Regions from separate parts of the Mus musculus genome. Here region 1 is linked to region 2. Evidence: chromatin loops called from intact Hi-C (ENCODE). Cell type or tissue: heart. All regions are shown on one strand. Links, peaks and the distances in the headings refer to the core of each region. The heading gives the core; the rest is flanking DNA. Region 1 overlaps Ahr (aryl-hydrocarbon receptor). Region 2 has its middle 22 kb from the start of Gm26071.

Evidence for each region. A loop is a pair of places that touch in the nucleus more often than their neighbours do. Peaks named below come from ENCODE experiments on the same cell type or tissue, not always from the same donor. Only the 100,000 strongest peaks of a DNase experiment are listed, where the experiment ranks them.
Region 1: a loop joins it to region 2, with 2.7 times the contacts of the local background. A loop is called at or near these places in 4 of 42 quality-filtered maps.

Annotation. Positions count from the first base shown.
Region 1 is chr12:35,518,403-35,529,683 of GRCm38, reverse strand. Ahr (aryl-hydrocarbon receptor) reads left to right here. Exons shown (of 11, transcript NM_013464.4): 2 at 2,816-3,003. Among named protein-coding and RNA genes, the nearest start is that of Ahr, 11 kb to the left of the region's middle. In heart, for the core only: no CTCF peak of the experiment used is centred there; a DNase peak (open chromatin) is centred at 6,753.
Region 2 is chr12:35,457,731-35,469,011 of GRCm38, reverse strand. No RefSeq gene overlaps it. Among named protein-coding and RNA genes, the nearest start is that of Gm26071, 22 kb to the right of the region's middle. In heart, for the core only: a CTCF peak has its summit at 5,899; a DNase peak (open chromatin) is centred at 5,411.

The DNA of each region.
Region 1 (11,281 bases), core at 2,000-9,999, 60 kb before region 2:
GTGAAAGACAGGATTTCTGCCGTTGTGTTTCCCTTTATTTCTGAAGGAGGGGTAGTTGCAGAAAGTATTGTATTTTGTCATCATGAATCCAGAATGTCTTGCTTCTGTTTAACACCCGCGTCTCTAGGAACACTTGCTAAACCACCTACATCACTGAGCAGCGTATTATACTTGCTTGCCTCCCTATAGAATAGGTTTGGTCCTGGTAAGAGAATCAGAACTGCTGCATTTGTTTTTGCAGGGACCAGAGCTTCCTGCATAGTAAGTATTTGAGGTTTACTAAATTACCAGTTGATTATCCTAAAAAAAGAACATGCCTCTGCTTAAGAAATAGGAAGATGAAACATTCACCCTAATCTTTTCAGGATCACCGCAGAATCATTATTTCTAGACCTATTTAATCTTCCTGGCTTTTTAAATACGTGGTTCTTGTGTGAGCACCTGCTGTTTACACATAAATCTCTCCTTGATGAAAGCCAACAGGACAGTAGAGAGTCCATCACAGCCAGAGAGCAGCAACAAGACACTGGCAAGAGTCTGACTCGGTGGGACTTCCAGGTAGACGTCTCAGACTGTTCTGTGATGCTTTTTGTCTCATCTAGGGAGTTAGAACGTCAAGCTGAACTTAGCTTGGCAGTGAGATTCATCTTTATGCCATGTATCACCCTTATTATTTCAAATCAAGCGCGTAGTTTATGATGAGTAGCATTTGAAATTCTCATTCAGAGATCAATGCCCTTGCACCAGAGCTGGGGGAACAAATGGAATTAAGAGTTGGGTGAATTCTCTGTTCTCTTCATCTTGAAATTATTCCCCCACCGTGTGTGTGCGTGTGTGTGTGTGTGTGTGTGTGTGTGTGTAAGTGTGCACATGGATTGTACGTGTATGCAAATGCACTCGGAGGCCAGAGTCAAGTCTTCTTCACTTGCTTCCCCTTTTAAAAAAACAAAACAAAAAAAACCCCAAAAAGTAATGTTTTAATTCTTTGAGAATTTGATACAGTGTATTTTGATCATATTCATTCCTTCTCCAACCCCCTCCAGGTCCTCCCCACCTCCACCCTCCCAACACCCCTCGTCCCTCCCCCTCTCTGTATGTATGTGTATGCTTGTGTATTCAATTTTAATATCTGTTCTTTACATCCCAACCACATTTTCCTCCACCTCCACTCCTCCCAGCCCCTCCCCACACCTCTCTTCCCTAGACCCATTCCTCCATTTCCCTTCCAAGAAAAAAAGAAAAATCAGGCCTCCCATGGATCTCAACCCAGCATGGCATAAGAAATTGCAATAAGGCTAGGCACAAACCCTCATTCATATCAAGTCTGAACAAGACGGCCCAGTAGGAAGAAAAGGATCCCAAGTGCAGACAAAAGAGTCAGAGACACCCCTTACTCCCTTGTTAGGAGTCCCCTGAGAACAGCAAGCTACACAACCATAAAGTATATGCAGAGGTCCTAGCTCAGACCCATATAGGGTCTGTGGTTGTTGTTTCAGCCTCTGAGAGCCCCTGTGAGTCCTTAATTGATTCTGTGGTCAGTGTTCTCATGGTGTCTTTGACCCCTCTGGCTCCTACAATCCTCCCAGTTTTCTTCAGGGTTGCCCTGGCTTCACCTAGTGTTTGGCTCATCTAGCTTTTTTGGCCAAGACTCCTGGGTGTGTGTCTTTCCATTGTAGAAAACTTGATTTTCTTTCTCCCAGCAGCAATCAAGTAACAATAGCATCTCGGGGTAGAGGTAGGATTTCATGTTGTCCTCTCCTCCCTGCTAGGCCTTTGTCTGGCTTGCTCTTTCATAGGACTTGTGCATGTTGTCGCACTCTCTGTGGGTTGATATGTCCTCTGTCCTGTTATGTCTGAAGTCATCCACTGCCTTTGGCTCTCAGGATATGTCTGTCCCTTCTTTCACATAGATCCCTGAGCCATGAGGGGAAGGCACTGTTGTAAACATCCCAACTAGGGTCGAGCACACTCCTTCCTCTCCTTCTTCTTGCTGCACGTTTGCCACTTGTGGGTGTGTCCGTTCTTGGCTATCTCCTACAAAAAGGAGCTTCTGTGGCGAGAGTTGAGCAACGCACTTATCAGTGGGTGGAGCAATAAGTCATTAGGAGTCATTTTATTGCTGTGTCCATTTAAGAGCATAATAGCAATAGGTTTTCCCCTGGGATCCTATCTAGCCACAGGTTCTTGGGCTCGATCTTGTGTCAGGAACAGGCCATCTCATAGAGCAGGTCTGAAATCCAATCCAGAAGAGATTATCAGTGGTTCTGTATTGAGGTCATAAAAGTAACTGTGATAACAGCGTAGTTAATCTTACTTAGTCTGCGTGAGAAGACTAACTCAAATCTTTAAGGGGAATTAAGGAAGTGGAAATTTGAGAATCTGTGCTTACCTGCAATATGTAAATGATTAACTAGGTAAGTCACTCAGCATTACAATTTCAAAAGCCAAATGCATGCTTACTAGTAGTTTTTCTAGGTAAAATTTGCTTTAAAATCGTTTTTTTTTTTAACTTAAAGGCTCTTTCAGTATGAAAATACCTATTTTTTTTTTTTTTTTTGGACAGCTCAGTGGTTTTAGTATATTTTTGCATGAATGCTATGGATTTCTTGGTATTTTTTGGCAGTGTTTGGTATTATCTCATAGTTATTTCATAGTTGTGCTGGTGAGAAAAAGAAAAGTTGGGTAGCAGTATAGTAGAGGGGTTTATTGAGAATTACTTCATGTTTCGTCGGTAGAGCAGTCCCTGAGGGGACGTTTTAATGTTAGACACTTTTGCTCTGTTTTCTAAAGGTTTTCCTTATTCTTTGTTTTTCAGAGTAAAGCCCATCCCCGCTGAAGGAATTAAGTCAAATCCTTCTAAGCGACACAGAGACCGGCTGAACACAGAGTTAGACCGCCTGGCCAGCCTGCTGCCCTTCCCGCAAGATGTTATTAATAAGCTGGACAAACTCTCTGTTCTTAGGCTCAGCGTCAGCTACCTGAGGGCCAAGAGCTTCTTTGATGGTATGTCAGGGTGACTGACTTTTACAGTAACTCACAGAATACTAAAGTTAAATGTGGTCCTTTAAATGTTGGTGACAAGACAAAAAAAAAAAAAAAAAACTATCCATGAGTGCAAATGTTGTATTTATTGTCGTAGAAAATAATGAACCAACAAAGCTAAATGTGTAACTGTTACTAACTTTCCTGTTTCATTGATGGACAATGGAGCTGTTTGGATGGTACATGCTATCATTCTTTGAAAGTCATGTATTTAGAAATTATACTCAGGTTTCATTTTTACAAAGAAATAATAAAGTACTTTAAGACTGATTGGGGCTAGGACTGGGGCTGGCTCAGTGGACGAGAGAGGATTTGGTGTGTAAACAATGCAGATCTGCGTTCAAATCTCCAATACCCACTTAATGTGTTGCCTTGCATGACTTTAACCTTAGCACTGTGGGGAACAGAGACAGGACTCTAGGCCTGCTGGCTGCCAGCTTATTTGCAGGTTCAGTGGGAATAAGGCAAGAGTGATAGGGAAGGGTACACAAAGTCTTCCTGTGGCCTCTGCATGTAGGCATGTGTGCATGCAGGCATGTGCACTTGTACCCTTCTCTCTCTCTCTCTCTCTCTCTCTCTCTCTCTCTCTCTCTCTCTCTCTCTCTCTCTCATTCTCTCTCTCACTCATGCACACAAACACACACATATGCTTTCTCTGACACACATATATGCTTTTCTCTCTCCTTCTTTGCCTCTCTTTGTCTCTTTCTCTCTCACACATACATACACATACTTCATCTCCCTCTGATGCACACACACTCTTTCTGTGACACACACACACACACACTCTCTGTCACACATGCACACACACAAACACCCACTTTCTTTGACATTCTTTCCCTCTCCCCATTTCTATCTCTCTTTGACACATACAAATTAATATACACCTTTCTCTCCTCCCCACATACACACACAGGAGATAGTAATCTATTATTCCTATATTTTCTGTATATTTATTCATTTAGCCTTTCAAAGTTATATAGACTTCGACAGCTTTAAATTAATGTATGTTAGCGTCAAGAAAATGTAGTCAAAATGGTTTATGGTCAGAAAGAACACTTAACTATGGAATCAACAGTGTCGGGTTTCATTCTCCACAGTGCCACTGGCCAGCTCCTTGACTTTAACTGTGCCAGGGAGCCCCCTGTGCTTTACCGTGCACTCAGCTGTGAGGGTGGCAGTGCGGCCTGCATGGTTCAGTGTTGTCTGTTACATGTCAGTCATCCAGCACTTCATCACCACAGTAATTCCAAAATGGAATTCCTGTTTGAAATTAATCTTCTAACATAATTTATCTTGCATAGTAATTCCTTAATTATCTTTTACATGCATTCTAGGGATTTGAACTTTAGACACCATGCTGAAATAGCAAGGAATCTTTCTTGCTAAGCCATTTCCCAAGGCCTTATTTTTTCTTTTTATGTTCATAAAAAATTGAGTTATTAAGGCATGTGCTATTTAAGGGATCATATTCTTTCACGAATTGTAGTGAATGGATTAATAGCAAGACCTCAAACTGTTGTGTGCTTATACGTCACTAGGCATCACAATGAGATGCAGAAGTCTCCCCTTCTGCAAGCTCAGATGACACTAAAAATGGCCATCCAGGTCACCAGGCAGCACCTCCTCATATCTGTAATGTGTCTCAGAGGACTGCAAAGACCGTCATCCCCCTTCAGATGTGTGTTTATATGATTTAATGTCTTTGATTTGAGCAACTTTTGCTTGCACAGTTGTGTATTTTCTTAACAAGTGTAATTTTTTTTACAAAAGCGTTCTGTCAGTGCCCACAGACACCTAGAACAGCGATTTCATGTGGTTGTACACTGAGCCCTATAGTGGCCATTCCAGTGGTTTAGAGTGGACACTGAGTTCTACAGTAGTGATTCCGTGTGGTTTGTAGCGTACAGAGTCTGACAATAGTGATTCCATGTGGTCTATAGTGAACACCTACTCATACGGTAGTGATTCCATGTGATCTACAGTGTACAGCGACTCTTACAGTAGTGATTCCACATGGCCTGTAGTATACAGTGACTCCCACAGTAGTGATTCCATGTGGCCAGTAATTTACGTAGTTCTATAGTAATGATTCCTTGTGATCTATAGTGTACACCAACTCCTACAGTGGTCATTCCATATGGTCTGTAGTGTACAGAATCTGACCACAGTGATTCCACGTGGTCTAGTAATGTAGAGTCCTACAGTGGTGGGATCATGCTTAGTTTCATAGAAGACACTTAACAGTCCGTTTAAAAAGATTCCTCCCTTTCAGTTCCATCGCACTGAGCCCTTCACTCTGTGTCACTGTGCACACCACTGCTGTGCCTGGGTGTCCTGCTAGAGCCTCATCCTGGGAGAGCTATCGCTGAGCCCAGGTTTCTGGATTCCTTTTATTGTTTCTAACTCTATCTCTATCCCTCCATCTCTGCAAAGTCCTAGGACTTGCTGTGTGCTGGGATGAAGGCCTGTCCCACCACCACCACCACCACCACCACCACCACCACCACCACCACCACCACCACCGCCCATAGTCTCCGGACAAGCAGCTTCAGCACTAATGGGGGCTTGTTAAAGATACTGGCCCCGTAGGAACTTTCCCTGTGAGCCACTGCTGTGGACTGTAACCTTGAGCTCCTGCCAACTTCATAGCCTGAACCTGGCTCATAGGTTGTGATTCCTGCTGCACCAGATCCACTTCACTCTTCCCTGACACAGGGGGTATCTCTGCCCTTAGAGAATTTCATGCACAGGGGCTTCAGGCTCAACTCTGGGAGAGTTTATTGACTTGAATCATCGTACATTTCAGTGCTTGTGCCTTTACGATGAATGTTGATTTGTTTGTGTGTATGCAAAATAAAGTTTATGATGTTTGAGAAAGTACATGCATTGTCCCCTCTTTAGAGGCAGGAGGATGGCCCTGAAGCTGCTTAGAATAACCATACACGTTGCCATACAAGCACTACATAATTGCTATCTTTAAAACAGATGCATATATGTAGGTTCACACACATGCATGATGGACATGTGTCTTGTTTCCCCCAAGTCAGCCTCATTACCAGTGCCAGGCACATTAAAAGTGTTTTCTTAGCCCTTCATTAACTAGTTAGATTTTTATTCAGGTTTACTACTTATTTGTATTATTCCTCACCAATTACATCATGCTTACTTTTAGGCTACTTTGCTGGTTTTACACTTCCGTGTACATAAGACCTAGCTGGAAACTTTGTTGAGCCTTCTAGAGCAGGCCTCGTCTATGCCGATTCAGTCACTTCTCTAGAAAACCAAGGAATCGGTATTTGAGCAAATATGTTAACAAGCATGTGACAGAGTCTTAGTTTGGGTTCCATTGTGCCCAGAGCGAATTTTTAAAGGTTGTTTTCTATGCTCTTGAAAGGAAAAATCCCAACATACAAAATGCTAAGGAAGGTTTTGTGTGTGTGTGTGTGTGTGTAGTTTAAGGATGTTTATACACTTTGAACAGTAGCTCAAGCTGTTCGATATATGGACATAGGGTTTAATGGAAAGTGTGTGTGGGGGGGTAAAAGCCAGCTAAAACCCAAATGACCACATGTCTTCTAAGGACCATCCATGGCCCCTGCAGTGTGTCCGAGGACCTAGAAGAAAATGTCAGGAGCATAGTACCTTTACGAACAGAACTGTGGTGTGCAACCCAGGGGACATGATAGAGCTCCCGGCTGTCCTGAGGGACCTATCCACACTCAGCCTCACCATCCTGCTATCAGGGAAACAGTGTAGTGAAGCGAAGGGAAGCTCCAAATGAATAACAGGATGCAAACAGGGGGTGTGTAAATTCCTGCGGAAAGAACAATATAAACGAGTAATCATACAATCTTGCTAGAAAGGAAACTCAAGTTTTACTATAACAATAGATATTTTTCCAAGAAAATACATCTATTTATTGCAAGTTCAAATAATACGGCATGAATCGATCTTCTTACAGTTGAACTGTCCGAAAAGCAGCAGTTGAATGTTAGGTACAACATTAATATTTATACTTTTCTAGTTAATTGAGACATCCCTGAATTTAACTTTTAAGTACTTAATACCTCTTACTCGTGTTTTAGGTAGTGTGAGGTTTGAAGCCGTCTCTTTGAAACTATTTGAGTCTATTATGTCCAATGCAGAAAGTATTCAAGAAGTTCAATGACTATGATCAGTAGAACTTTATTTATGAATACATGGATTTTGGTGGCTGTATCCAGGTCTTAGAATTGGCTTATGTTAACAGAGAGGCCATTTCTCCTGTATCATGTCTGTTGAACAATGATCAAGCAGGAGCTACTGCCTCACAAGGGATAAAAAGATCAACCACAGGATTTTAGTTAGTTAGTTAGTTTTTTTCAAGACGTGGTTTCTCTTGGTAGTCTCACTGTCCTAGAAATTACTTTGTACAGCAGACTAGACTTGAACTCAGAGATCTGCCTCTGCCTTTTGAGTGCTAGGATTAGAGGTGTTCACTACCACGGTCAGCTAATAATTTATTCTTAAGAAGTGTAATTTTGATGTCTATATTTTGAATGAGGTTTTCTTATTACTTATTGAAATTTTCAGGATGTAAATAGTTTGTTCAAACTGCTCTACATTTGGATGTTGTCCTAGTTAGGCTTATTGTCTATGTGATGAAACACCATTTCCAAGGCCAACGTATAAAAGAAAGCGTTTAACTGGGAGATTTCTTACTTTCAGAGGGTGAGCTATGATGGAGAAGACCGAAGAAGGCAGTAATGGAGAGCCCACATCTGATCTATAGGTTGTGGTCAGAGAAAGAGCAAGTCTGGGCCTGGTTGGGCTTTTGAAACCCCCAGGCCCACTTTTAGTGACACTGCTACTTCAATAAGGCCCACCCCCTAATGTTTCTCAAACAGCTCCACTAACAGGAGATGGAGCACTCAAATATGGGGCCCATTCTCATTCAAACCATATCATTCTACTCCCTGGCTCCCATAGGCTTGTAGCCATAGCATAATACAAAGTGCATTCAGTGTAACTTCAAAAGTCCCCATGGTTTTTCACAATCTCAAAAGTCTGTTTAAAAGTCCAAAGTCTCTTCTGAATATTCCATCAGTTCCTGGGTTCGTAATGTCTCCTTTCCATGTCATGGAGACTGTACACGGCAGAGGACATGTGCCTTAAGATGGGGGTGAACAGGCAGGTGAGGCACATGTCAGTCAGGTAAGGCCCACCTCCCGGTATGCCAATCTGACTTTGAGAGGATGTTTAACCATTCTGTGTCACACGGCCGTTACCTCTTCTGTGTGAACCAGGTGTGCCTGTTCTGAGGTCTGAAGTGGCTTAATGCTGACAGTAAGAGCTCTGTGAATGGATTCTATAATTGCAGTTGTTCTCATGTGAGTTACTCATCTGTCCTATAGAATACTGACATTTGTTTTAACAGAGAACGCCTTGTGACTGGCCTAGGGACCCTTAGACCCAATGTTAATATCACCTATGAACTCGTCTGTGGAAGTGATGCTACACTTTAACTCAGATGGGAATTGCTAACGAGCTCATACGAGCTCTTAGTGGAGTGGATGGTCATTCTTGCCTATGACATTTTCTCTTGTTAGAAATGGCACATTGCTCAAGTCTAGATGTTCTCCGGAAAGAGAGCTGTTGCTTGTTTGGGGAGGGTGCTAGCCATGGACACAGTGTGTTGTTTGCGCACTCACCCTGTGTGTCAGTTTTAATGGTGTGCTGCAGTTTTTGTCTTGGTAAAATTGTTAAGAGTTATCTCTTAATGTCATACTAGTAAATGTATGTACTAAGCCTACAATAAACTTAGAAAATCTAGCAAGCTAGGAGATTTCTAAATTATTTTCCTAAGTCTAGATCCTCTGCCATTGGTCTTCAGAGAGAGGCGTGTGATTTGTAGAGTTGCCTGGGATTATTGGTGTGACCCATGGAGTGTGTCATCTTAGGGCCATGGAGTCAGCAGTTGACAGGGCCCAATCTGTGAGATAACATGCCTTCCGGATGATTCTAATGTCTGGGGAAGTTTCATAGTAACTGGTATAATGTATTAGTCACATTCTGCATTTCAAGTTATGCTTGAACTTCACTCTTGTTGGGTCAAGGTAACAACATGCCTCAGGCTGTTAACAGCCCCGCCAAAGGCCACACACAAGCAGACATTTCTACTATGGTTGTGTTAATGCATAGAAGTACTGCATCTGACCACAGGCATAATATGGAGTGTGATAACAAGGTCTTTGGAAGTGAGTTTTCACTTGAAATTTGGAATAGAACTAACTTTTAAGGCCTTTGCACTTTAAAAATGATCTGCTTAAAACAATAACCTTCCAATAATCACAACACAAACACAATTCCCCCCTTGCCTCCAAGAAACACACTTCGGGGCAGCAGAGGAGGCTCAGTGGCTAGGAGCACTTACTGCTTTCTGGAAGACCCAGGTTTGATTCCCAGTACCCATATGAGGGCTCACAAGTGTCTCTGGGGATCCAATGCCCTCTTCTGAGAGGACTAGCATCCATGTGGTACATAGACATACATGCAGGAAAAACACACTTACACACAATAATACATTTTAAAAAGAATACATGTCATATGCAGAAGAAAACCTTACAGTGTGTTAAAGTAAAATGTATCTTGTTTCTCAATCTATATAGAAAACTTCCTTTAGGGACATATAATTTGGAAATTTATTCATTCATATAAACTGATTTGGAGTTATTTTTGTTAAATTAATAAAAACCGTGTTTCTTAAGCCATTCTATTATACACACACACATATATATATGTTTATGTGTTTTGTCAAATTAGCTAAGTCATTCTTATGTGTACACCAGTGTTGTCAAGGAATTTAACTTTCTTGTCATAATAATTAATGATAGGAAGTGATAAATGTTATAAAATACATTAAATTAATAGCAGTGGTTAAGAATAAATAATTTCTTCTCAAAATGTATCATGCCACATTTCAACTTACAAGTAAACTTAGAAGAACAAAGAACAAGATGTACTTTACCAGAACCCCATAGTTTGTCCTCATGAATTTTATTTCTTCAACAATTAAAAATAATATACAAGAGAGGAAAGTGCACGTTAGAAAACGTAAATTGAGTGACTGTCAGTTGAGTTCAGACTGGAGCCATGGGTGCTGGGGCATGGCTACTTGACAGTGCTATACATTTACCCATGGAGTAAAGCCAGTTCTTTCCACTATGGGATTGCTTCAGTGGCCTTCAGAGGAAGAAAGGCATCCTTAACACCATGGCATTGTACTATCCTTATCTTGGGCGACTTTTAGATTCCTGTCTCTTTAGAAGGGGGTATGTAGCCTACTGCACGGATGTCAATTACCGCTTAACAGATGCTACTCAGGTAGCAGAATCAGTATATTTTCAGATCTTACATTTCATTTCTACGAACTGTCACATGGTCCAGGACTGTTAAGTTTCCATTATCATAGAGATTGGATTATATACGTGATGTGTGAAGTGCCTCTTGATGTTTGAACTATTTTAGGTACCATCTGGTCATCTTAGTAATTCTATTGGATGCGCATCAGTGCTCTCCATTTAAAGATGAGGGAATGGTTAGCACCCAGTGCAGTTTATGAGGTTTTTAGTAGTGCTTCCAGGGCATGTGACAAGGTAGAGTTTATCACGTCTGGCCTTTACTGCTCCTGTGTAAGCTGCATTTTATTTTATACTCACCATAATTCATCTCAAGTGACAGCATTCCTCTTATGTAGAGGCAAGAAAACTAGAGGTGAGAATGGTTAGCTCAGTGCAAGAATTGTGGGATAGATAGGTGGGTCGTCCCTGCACACTGGGAGCACATCCCTGCACACTGGGAGCACATCCCTGCACACTGGGAGCATATCCCTACTCACTGGGAGCACATCCCTACTCACTGGGAGCACATCCGTGCATAGTGGGAGCACATCCCTGCACACTGGGAGCACATCCCTGCACAGTGGGAGCACATCCCTGCACACTGGGAGCACATCCCTGCACACTGGGAGCACATCCCTGCACACTTGGAACACATCCCTGCACACTGGGAGCACATCCCTGCACACTGGGAGCACATCCCTGTACACTGGGAGCACATCCCTGCACACTTGGAACACATCCCTGCACAGTGGGAGCACATCCCTGCACACTTGGTACACATCCCTGCACAGTGGGAGCACATCCCTGCACACTTGGAACACATCCCTGCACAGTGGGAGCACATCCCTCCACACTGG
Region 2 (11,281 bases), core at 1,004-9,003:
GAGCCAGATGCTTCCTGGTCCTCCATGCCTATCCCAAACCCATGGAAGAATGGCAGCAGAAGTGGGAGGATTACTTTGAATTTTGATATTAATCTGGAGAGTGGTTAGTGTATGTAAAAGGATACTTCTTATTGCCTTAATAAACTAAGACATCTACCAAAGAGTCCTCCCCTCCCGGGAGTAGGAAGGAAGGTTACAGCATTCTTAGAGCAGATTCAAAGAGTCAGGCATTTCAAATAAAAGTTGCCTTCCTCTTAGACATTCGTGAGGCCTCTTGGCTATGAGTTTATGTATAAATGCTGAAGACTGATGCATTAATCCTATTAAATGTATTCCATCTTTCTCTTCCTGGTTTAGAGTGTGACCCTAGCCACTGTTTCCATTGTCTCCCTTGCACTATTTGCCTTCATTCTTTTCCTGCCACACAAGACCACACAGGCTGCTCCCCTCTGTTACACACTGTATGTACATTATATGTGTATGTATGTGTATGTATATCTGTCCTCTTGGATATCATCCTCTTAGCTCTGCCAGTTGAAATATTTCCTGATGGTTTAGGTTTATGTCAGCAGCCATTTTATAAAACATGAAGAAGAGAAGCAGCTAGAATGCTGAGTCCTCAAATCCTTTACAAGCTGCCATTGGTGTAGGACATTACTCTGCTATCCTCCTGAGGATTTGCTCAAAGGGCAGAGGAGTAGGGGGAAACATCACAATCCCTAGATACAGATTAACTGGAAGGCTCCAGCATTCTGCCCTAGCACACATAACTAAGCCATTTTATACACTCATCATGTTATCCTTATAACAGCAAAGAAGCCTAACCACTACTTTCTAGAAGGACACAAAATGATGCAGCTTCAGAACTCTGGATACCCAATCACAAAGGAACTCTCACAATATGTACTCACTGATAAGTGGATATTAGCTCAGAAACTTAGGATACCCAAGATATAAGATATAATTTGCTAAACACATTAAACTCAAGAGTACGAAGACCAAAGTGTGGACACTTTGCCCCTTCTTAGAATAGGAAACAAAACACCCATGGAAGGAGTTACAGAGACAAAATTTGGAAGTGTGACGAAAGGATGGACCATCTAGTGATTGCCATATCCAGAGATCCATCCCATGATCAGCTTCCAAAAGCTGACACCATTGCATACACTAGCAAGGTTTTGCTGAAAGGACCCAGATATAGCTGTCTCTTGTGAGACTATGCCAGGGCCTAGCAAACACAAAAGTGGATGCTCACAGTCAGCTATTGAATGGACCACAGGGCCCCCAATGGAGGAAATAGAGAAAGCACCCAAGGAACTAAAGGGAACTGCAACCCTATAGGTGGAACAACAATATGAACTAAGCAGTACCCCGGAGCTCTTGTCTCTAGCTGCATATGTTTCAAAAGATGGCCTAGTTGGCCATCACTGCAAAGAGAGGCCCATTGGACTTGCAAACTTTATATGCCCCAGTACAGGGGAACACCAGGGCCAAAAAGGGGGAGTGGGTGGGTAGGGGAGTGGGGGTGGGTGGGTATGGGGGACTTTTGGTTTAGTATTGGAAATGTAAATGAGCTAAATACCTAATAAAAAATGGAAAAAAAAGAACTCTGTATACTCCCATCCAAACCACACTGGCCTGTGAGTTGGAAGATGGTACAAGAAGAAACATGCAGTCCTCCACCCTTCCAGTGAGAGAAGGTGACTCCCATTATCCCAGTGCCTTAAATATGTGTGTCTGAGGACTAAGTTTCCTCAACATATAGACATTATCATTAGTCTTAAGTCATATAAGCTCTATGTTCAATTTAAGTTTTATTATTCATTATATAAAATGGACTTCTGAGCTCTTCCTTAGGGAATATAGAGTCAAGTCAAAGATGCCTCTTCCTAACTCCAATCCTAGCACCTGGAAATATTTTTCTTTTATGACACTTAAATTATCATGCCTCACACAGTGCAGTGTTTAGGCTCAGGGAAACCATAAGAACATAACTTCTGCAAAGGCATACTCTGACTTGTCTTTCTTAGCAACATTCAGATTCTCTGAAGAGGTCAGCACATAGGCAGTATTTACTAAATATTTATCAGTGGTTCTGTAATTAAAATATTGATATACAGCAACCTTTTCTGAGGGTAACTTAGTATAAAGCACAGCTTGCTTGAGTAGTGCACAAGAAGTTTGTTTCAATGTCCTGAAGGTCCTTCCCTGAAAGAGTTACATCTTCAGATGCATAAATCTGGGGACCCTAAAAAGACTACAGTAGGACTTGATGCAGGAACTTGTCTAGCACATCATTAAATCTTTCTGCATTGTTCTTATGAGTTCTTATGAAGGTACGTGGGCCAACTTCACTCTGCTGCTCTCCTGCCAAATTTGAAACCACAAATCCTTAGGTTTTACTTTTCTTGCAGGACACTGTAAGTCGTGATGCCATACCCCACTCTGCATGCTTGGCAAAGCTTCTCCACCAGACGTTTTTGTTTTACAAGCAAAAAAGCATTCCAACACTAATAAACTCTAAGTTTTCCTTCCATTTTCATATATATATTTTTTAATTGTTCCATTTTGTCTTTATGTTTTAAAAATCTCTATCTTCTAAAAGGTCTTGCTCCCAGTTAAAAATCACTGGACAGATTACTTGAATGACAGGTTTCTTTCTTCCACGTAAGTAACTTGCACTGTACAACGTTTATAATAGTTTTTGACAACACCCTTGAGAATGATTGCTTTCTGTATTTGACAGAGAGGACCACTGGTTTTCCTTTGCTCATGTGCTTGTGTGATTTTTTACATTTGAACTCATTGTTTGCTTTTCTCTTGTGTCTGAGACTTTTAGCTCTGGATGTCCATCAAGTTTTTAAGTTTAAGTGCACACACAGTTATTTGAACAGTTCAGAACATTTTCTAAGCAATCTAGAAAGCTAGCATAGATAATTTTTTCCCTCTCTCCAGAAAAATAAAGCTTTGCCCCAGAGCTCTCAATCTTGTCCAAAGAACCTGACTCTGTTCTCTAGGCCCATGCCCCACCGCAGTCCGTTCTGTTGTGCATCTTTGAAAATAAGAAAGCATTTCATTTCTAAGACTTGCACATCAGTCAGAAAATGAGGATGACCAGCAGGAGAATAATCAAGTACTCAGGGCTGCACATGGTAGGAGAGGCAACAGCAGAAGTGCTCTACTGAAAAGTAAGTTGACACTAAGGGAAAACCTGATCTGTAGCAGACCAATGATAATTTGGAGGTTCTACTAGAAGCATAAAGGCCTTGCTCCTTTTCCCAGAATCGAAAGAAAAAGAAATTGCTACTACTACCCCCTACCACCAACAGCAATGTCAGGTGCTAGCCACTACTTTGTAGAAGGACCCAAAATGATGCAGCTTCAGAACTCTGGATACTCCCATCCAAACCACACTGGCCTGTGAGTTGGAAGATGGTACAAGAAGAAACATGCAGTCTTCCACCCTTCCAAAACAATAACAAAATCACTGAAGCAAAAAACAAACAAACAAACAAACAAACAAACAAACCCAAATCAGGAGTTATTTTTCCTTTTGATTCCAGAAACTTACTCAAAAACGTTTGCAATGTGGCATCAAATGCAATTTCTGCCTGTAAATAAATACTGTAATTATTTGAACTATGTAAAGTGATCCAACTCACAGTTTTGAGTGACATGTTGGGGACATTCTCTAAGATGCCTCTGGGTCACAGCGGGCAGGAGCACATGAGGTTCTTCACTGTGCCTCACCTTGCAGCTGTCACTAGCAGGGACACTTTGGGAAAACTGCAAAGACATTTCAAAGATGGCTAAAGGAAGGCAGAAAATAAGAAGGAAAAAATGCACACTCTGGCTTCTTACCCCTTCCTCCATGGAAAACAAACTGCCAGGTCTCCTAATGCCAAATGAGTTTGTGTGTGTGTGTGTGTGTGTGTGTGTGTGTGTGTGTGTGTGTGTGTGTAGGGGGGTCTGTGTGCAGTCACTTGGACAGTCACCATGAGACTGCCAAGATGCACTTGAAATTGTGTGCTGCACACTTTAATATTCTCCCCTAGGTAGTTACTCATTCCCTGGATACATTTCCCACAAGGGAATGCCCATGACAGGTAAGATTATTAATTGTGTTTCTTTCAAGTTTGCCCATGTCACTTTGAAGCATCTGCAAGTATATGATGCTTTCTTTTCAAAATCTTTGTAAAGATTTACAGCTGAGTTTTGAAGCTTTTTGGTAAGAAAGAGAGATGGGCCATTGTCTTTAATCCATTCCATTTTGTCTTGAGAGTTACTGATGACACATTCACAATGATGGGTGATAGGAAATCTCTTTTGCTGTCAACATGTATGTAGGTGGACTTCTCCTGGATTCCTTGGTTTTGAAGACAGAAAGAAATGAGTGAATCTTACAACATAAGGCTTTCCCATTATTTTCAAAGGGTATGTAGAATAGCCTTAAGTAAAGTGGAAGTATTTGTCACATTTCTGGTCATATTTTGGATGTTCTTAAAAGACAACAATATAATTCCTGGTTTAAAAAAATCCACTAAATTTAAAGATATTTTAGTATATATTATCAGTAGATGTGTATTTTTTAAAAAATCCAAATATTCATTTTACAATCTTGAGTCCAAAGCTGTCACTATCATTTTACCTGTGGGTTCTAAAAAATACACAAGTCAAACAAATACTTTGAGCAGAGATTACCATCTATGCTTTAGATGGCTGACAACTTCTGTCCAAAACCTATCTTAGTCATTACTGGGACATCTGTATCTCATGTCACACTGTACAGCTCAGATCTCTTTTTCTCCCTCCCTCATTTCCTTCTCTGTTCCCTTGTTCCCTCTCTCCTACTGCATAATATACACAGGCACACACCAAACAACAGCCAAAACCCTGAGAAGCAAATAAGAATTTCTAAGTCTACACCATCTCAGCCAGTAAATGTGACACACCCCATGGTCAAATTTTCTGTCTCCCATATATGCAATATTTACGATGTGGGTCATTACCCCTTAAAGTAGACCTTAAGACCTTACCTAAAATGACAATCATTCCACTGCAATTATTCCATTTTTTAAAATGATTGGTTAAATACAAATCTGTGAGAAAAAAAATAAGTGCATCACTGTAAGGCACACCTCTCCTACTTACTGTTTAGAGAAAAAGAGAGCAATGCTTTTAAAATAAAAACATCATCAAACACTACGAGTCCATTATTTTGATCTTTCATGGGGGTTCAAGTAAAGCCAAGTAGAAAGGTTACTGAATTCTGCCTATCTTTAAAATGGGAAACAATCAGCAGTCCCAAGGCACACAGCAGCTTCCTTTCCAAGGCTGCTGATAGTGGAACCACACACACCCTTCCTGTTACCCCAGGTGCTAAAGAGATTAATGCTGAAAATATCTAAACACTTGGAAATCCTAAAGACATCCTCCCAGCTGGCTATAAAAAGACTGCTCCTCAGGCCTGCTGAGATATATCACATATTTCCCTCTTATTTTATTCCAAAATGAGAGAAAGTTTGTTGAGTTGGCTTCTTGTGTGCCTCACCCCCTACTCCTACCTTGCCACCAATACCTCAACTTTTTTCTCTTCTCTCTCACTATGTGTAACATTTTCCCACTTCTGTCTCTCATGAGTAGGTTGAGTAGTCAATGAGTTTATTTAATTTAACTTTTACCTAGATGTAAGGCACATCAATACTAATAGAAATGTCCCTCCCCTATGTTCTCCAGTCTGGCTAGAGTTGTGAGCAGCATAATGCTTGTTGTACAAAGTTCACGGTGGACTATTAGAATGTTATTTCTTCACCAACTGGAAAATAATAACTGCTATTCGTGTTTTGACTGTGGTGATAGAGCGACAAGAGTGCCACCATATGGCATCATGTCTGAAGTGGGCTCAGCTTTACTCCTATTCATGTCTCTATTCCTCACAGATGTATTATTGGTTTCTATATACATTATTGCTTTGAGTTTCCCTATTGCAATTCTAGTCACCTGAACTTTGTGATTATGAATGTTTAAGTATGCTGTTAAAATGAGGCTCTTTAAATGTTTGTTAGGAAGACCATAGCTGCGAAGGCAAAGCTAGGCTGAAGCCTTGAGCAAAAAGGAGTTTCAAAGTGACAAAGCACTTTCTAAACTTCCTTTTTCAGAGTTGAATGGGGCATCTTTTACGTCAGCAATTACCAAAGCTGTAGGCAGAATTACAGCTGATGATTAATTTATATAGGTCATTTTGTGGCCGTGTCTACTTTGTTTCACAGAGGCGTAAGGAAATCGGAATCTTGTGAGAGAATATGCTGAATGCTGACAAGATGAGAATTCATAACCGATGTGTCAGAAAAGAGCTTGGATAATGTTGCTTGGTAGGTCCTTTAAAGATGCTTAAACTGTTTAAACTTAGACGGTCATCAGAGCTCATCACACACGTGTGTGAGCATCAACTCTTTTAGCTGCCTGAGGCCAAGCACCTCATACAGATCAGGTGGCAGGAGAAGAGATGATGAAGGACAACACACACCGTGGAAGGAGCAATTCTCTAAGGACATACAGAATATGATGGAAAAGTCTGGGAATAAGGAGCAGAGGAGGACAGAGGAACTGGAAGTCTCCCTTTCACTCATCGGAGTTCCAGGCCAACTGCTGACTCCACGTCTTAATCTTCTAAGGCCGTGGTCATTGATATTGCTGCCTCAAGCTCAGGTGGGGAGCCACCTCATTCAAGCATCAGTTGAACACCTTTAGTCATACATTTTATTTCAAAAGGCATTAAACAATCAGAGGAAGAGAGGCAGTTCTCATAGGGATATTCAGAGGAGCACGAACTTGTCTGTTTCATTTTTCAAGTTAGTAAAGAAAATTGTATATTTTAGAAGTGCAGGGATGCATGTGCATGCGTGTGCGTGTGTGTGTGTGTGTGTGTGTGTGTGTGTGTGTGTGTGTGTGTGTGTGTGTGTGTGTGAGTGAACATGTGTGAGTGAATGCCTGTGTTCTCTCTCAGCAATTTTCAGGCACCCAATACAATATTGACTATAGTCAATATGCTGTACATTATAACTCAAAACCTCAAGCATTCTATATATCTGATAATTTCTACTTTCTGATTAATATCTTCCCAATATTGTCCCCTGGGAACAACCATTGTACTTTTTTCCCCCTTTCTTCCACCAGGGCTGCTGACTTCCCCCACCGCACATAGCATCATTATTGAGTCTCCGAGAGTTTCACAAAATGCATCCCAATCCCAATTCCTTCCATGTCTGCTCCCCTTGTGACTTCCTCCCATCAAAAAAAAAAAAAAAGGTAAAGATAATAAAAGGAAAAAAGAAAACAAACAAACAAAAAACCGAAGTCTACTTTATGTTGTCTATACACTCACCAAAGCATGGTCAAACTCCAAGTGGCCTGCCCCTTAAATAGAACGGAGTCCTTCCCCTTCCACACCTCTGCCAGAAGCCATCAGTTATAGAGAGTGACACTTTTTTAAGAGGTCTCTTGGGTGACTTCTTGCCTAGCATGTTATTTTGGGGGTTGGCGGGTTGGGGTGGGAATAGGGGTTGTCACAGACACCTTCCATGTCCCTCCCTCTCAACTGTGCATCTGTAGTCATCCACATCAAGCAAAAGTAGCTTACTTGCTCTTCACAATCATCAGGAGCATGGATCTTGACTTCCACAGGTTTCCTGGCAGCAATAAAGACCAGAAACACAGCCCCCTGCTACAGGGCCCACAGACAAGACCCTCAGAAACTGCCTGCATCATGAACATCAACATGGCCTAAGGTGACAGCACAGGCCAACAACATCAATATGGTCCCTGGTAGCAACACAGCTTATAGACCTTGATGTGGTTTCAGGTTGCAGCACAGACCATGAGCATCCTTGTGGCCTTCATTTTAAACTTGGACCTGGGCATTACCATAGTCTCAGGAGGCAGCACAGGCCACTCTGATCAATATGTCCACTGGTGGCACCATATCCCTAGACATCAACATTGCTTCAGGTGGCAACAAGTCAATAAACATCTGCATGACTTTTGGTGGTAACTCAGACTGCAAACATCAACACAGACTCTGACTGCAGTAGAACCTTAGACCCAGGCATGGCTTTCAGTGATAATATGGTAGCAGCACAAACAACAGACATCTGCATGGTCCTCAGTGATGACATATAACACAGAGATTATTCTGGCCCACAGCAGGACACAGCTGGGTGGAGTGCTGACAGACACAGGCCTGGCTGATTCGCCAGGCTGCTGCCCCTTCTACCACATGCCTAGCCCCCCATTGTCCTTTCTTAGTCTATGAATTCGTTCCTTTAGATTTCCCTGCAAGGTATCTTCTTCAGGACCTATAGATGAAGTGTTCTCAGTGAGCCTGTATCCTATCTCTGGAATACAATTCAAGTCGAATTTTGATCTGGTATTGTAGTTGGAAAGCTGTATAGGGGTTTTCACCCTTTAACATTGTGGCATGGCATTGCAATCTACAATGGCTGTAATAACAATACTGGGACCCATGTTGCCCACAGTCACAGGTTGGCAATGCCAGGTAGCACTTCCACCTCAGCCATTTCCTAAGATTGACTTTGATGTTGGCAGTGGAAGCAGAGACTAACCATGGCATCCAGCCCTTTATTCACTAGTAATTCTAAGCAAATGAATCAACTCTGAATCAGGGGTGCACTAATGATAATTATAAGCAATAGAAACTATCTAAGGTTGGGATGGTACTTTTTTTTTAGATTAGATCAATATCAGAACAGATTTGAAAGGGCAACTCGCTATTACAATAAATCAGGTTACTAAATATGTCTTTAACATCTCATTGGTAGAAAGAGAACCTAAAAATTTTCCTTGGTTTTGTAGTATTACTGGGTAGACATATTTAGAGTCAAAAGCACTCTAACACTAACACTTTGAGAGCTGATAATGACAAGCAAGAGTCACCCTAGTGCTGTGAATTCTAAGTTGATGTTTTGTTCATGAGTAGCCATGTATTGCATGGTACCAGGGTGACTCACGAAGCACATGGACAACAATGAAAAAAGTTCAGTGGTAAAATAAAGTTGATGAGTATTTACTTTACTTAGAAGTGATGATGTCAGGGGTGACCTTAACAACAGCAGATTCCATAAACCGCTCAGGGCAAAGCTTGGTGACAGGAAGGTGAAGAGGAGGCAGAGATTTCCTTTTCCGACAATATTGGCAGAGTAAATATCCTGAAACTCTATCATGCTATAAAGAACCTAAAAGTAGTAGATACAAAAAGAAAAAAAAATGGTTTTAGGGCATGTCTGAGTTGGAAAGAGAAGCTGTAATAGTCATAAACAGTATTTGGCTTCTTTAGAGAGAGAGAGAGAGAGAGAGAGAGAGAGAGAGAGAGAGAGAGAGAGAGAGAGAGAGAGAGAGAAGGGGGGCCATGATGTTGCTGTTGCATGGGGGAGGAAATGGAGAGGACCTTGGAGGAGTTGGGAGAGGGAAAAGCATGATCACAATACATTGTGTGGAAATTTTTTTTCCAGTTTTTTTTTTTTTTTAAATACAGAACTCTGGGAGGAGTCAGCTGAGAAAATGGTGAGCTTTGATATCCTCTGTTAGGTCCTGTGACTTATAGCTGCGATCTTGGCATAGGAAATGATAGTTCTGCAAATGGTACAAGCACTGGACATGCCTTCAGTGACAGCATGGACTAGAAAAATAACAGTATAATCTGTCTTGAATGAAGAATCAAACCAAGGATCTTGCTCCCAGGATCTCATCTAGCAGCCCTGGATGATGAGGTCCAGGTTGGTTTATTCTGAGAGTTAACTTGGCTGCACTGATGTGCACTCTCATAGCTGGTAAAGCATCATTTCTGCCTGTGTCTATGTGGTACTACTAGAGGAAACTGAGAAGTAAGTGTGTTTCGCTTTGCAGGTGTGGACTGGTGAGGTCCTAGATAGAATACAAAGGGAGAAGATAGGACAGTGAGCACCCTGTCCTCTCCCTGCATGTTACAGTTCTGCAGTTTCAGCTTTGGGACCCTGGGTTTGCTCATGGTTGTCAGTCTTGCAGCCTTGGTCAGAGGTGAACTATCAGTCTCATGGATTTCCTAGCTTGCATCTACTCTATTGTTCAATGAGTCAGCATTCATGATGGCCTGAGCCATTTCCCTTAGTGACGCTCCTCTCATCCCACTGCCTGCACAGTCTCAAACAGGTACCAGCAACCCCGGGATTGACACTTTCTTAACTACCTATCTGAAAACAGAAACAATAATTTTCTCTAGAAAAATTTACTGTCAAATCAAACTTTAAAGAATTTTCTTGTATAAATTCTCAACATAATTCGGGAACTTAAGGTAAAAAAAAAAAAAAAACCAACAAACCAAGAGAGAGCCTGAGTATTAAAATGGTCACAGTCATAAATTGACATTTAAAAAAAACCATAAAAATTGTTTTTACAAAACCAAGTGTGAAGAAGAAAGCCATGATTATGAAGCTGATTGTCTCATTCCGATGAAAAGTAACAAGTAAGCTGTATACCTCGTAGTGAAATGTGTACTGCTTAACGTGTTAGACATCACTAAGAGGGAAGAAGCTGCAAGCTAGATCTGAAATAACTGCCCAGAGAGCACAGAAATGTATAAGGATTATAAAGGCAGCAGAGAAACATGAAGGATGTTTAAAATATGTCAAATCACAATTTCTCAAATAAATACCAAAGAAATGGCAGAAATATAATTCTGGAAAGGACAAGTATCTGGGAAACCTGCAAATTCCAGAAAAATTCCAGATGGTACAAATCTCAGTGAAACAGATCCACCTTTCCTAAACTATACAACAAAATAGAAAAATATATTTTAAGATAAATTTTTATTTATAAAATTATATATATACAGATATAATTTTATAAATAATTCTATAATTGTATTTATATAGACATATATAAGGCATATATATGTATAATTGTATATATAAATTATATATATATATCATATACACACATATTTGAGAGAGAAAAAGAGAGTCAAAGAGGGGTTGTTTATATAGAAAGAGACTGAGAAAAAATTACCTCCAAAGAAACAAAATGATAGCTGAATAATAGCAAAAATGTTTGAAGCCAGAGACAGTAATGAAACTGATCAAAATTTAGCTCTGTCATTAGAAGTATTAAATTGCCCTTAGTTGAAAAAAATTAAAAACCAAGAAAGTTTATATGGAGGCTTTAAATGGTAGCTTAATTAGAAAGCTTGTCCACCATGCCTGTAAGCCTTGTGCTTGATCCCTGATACTTG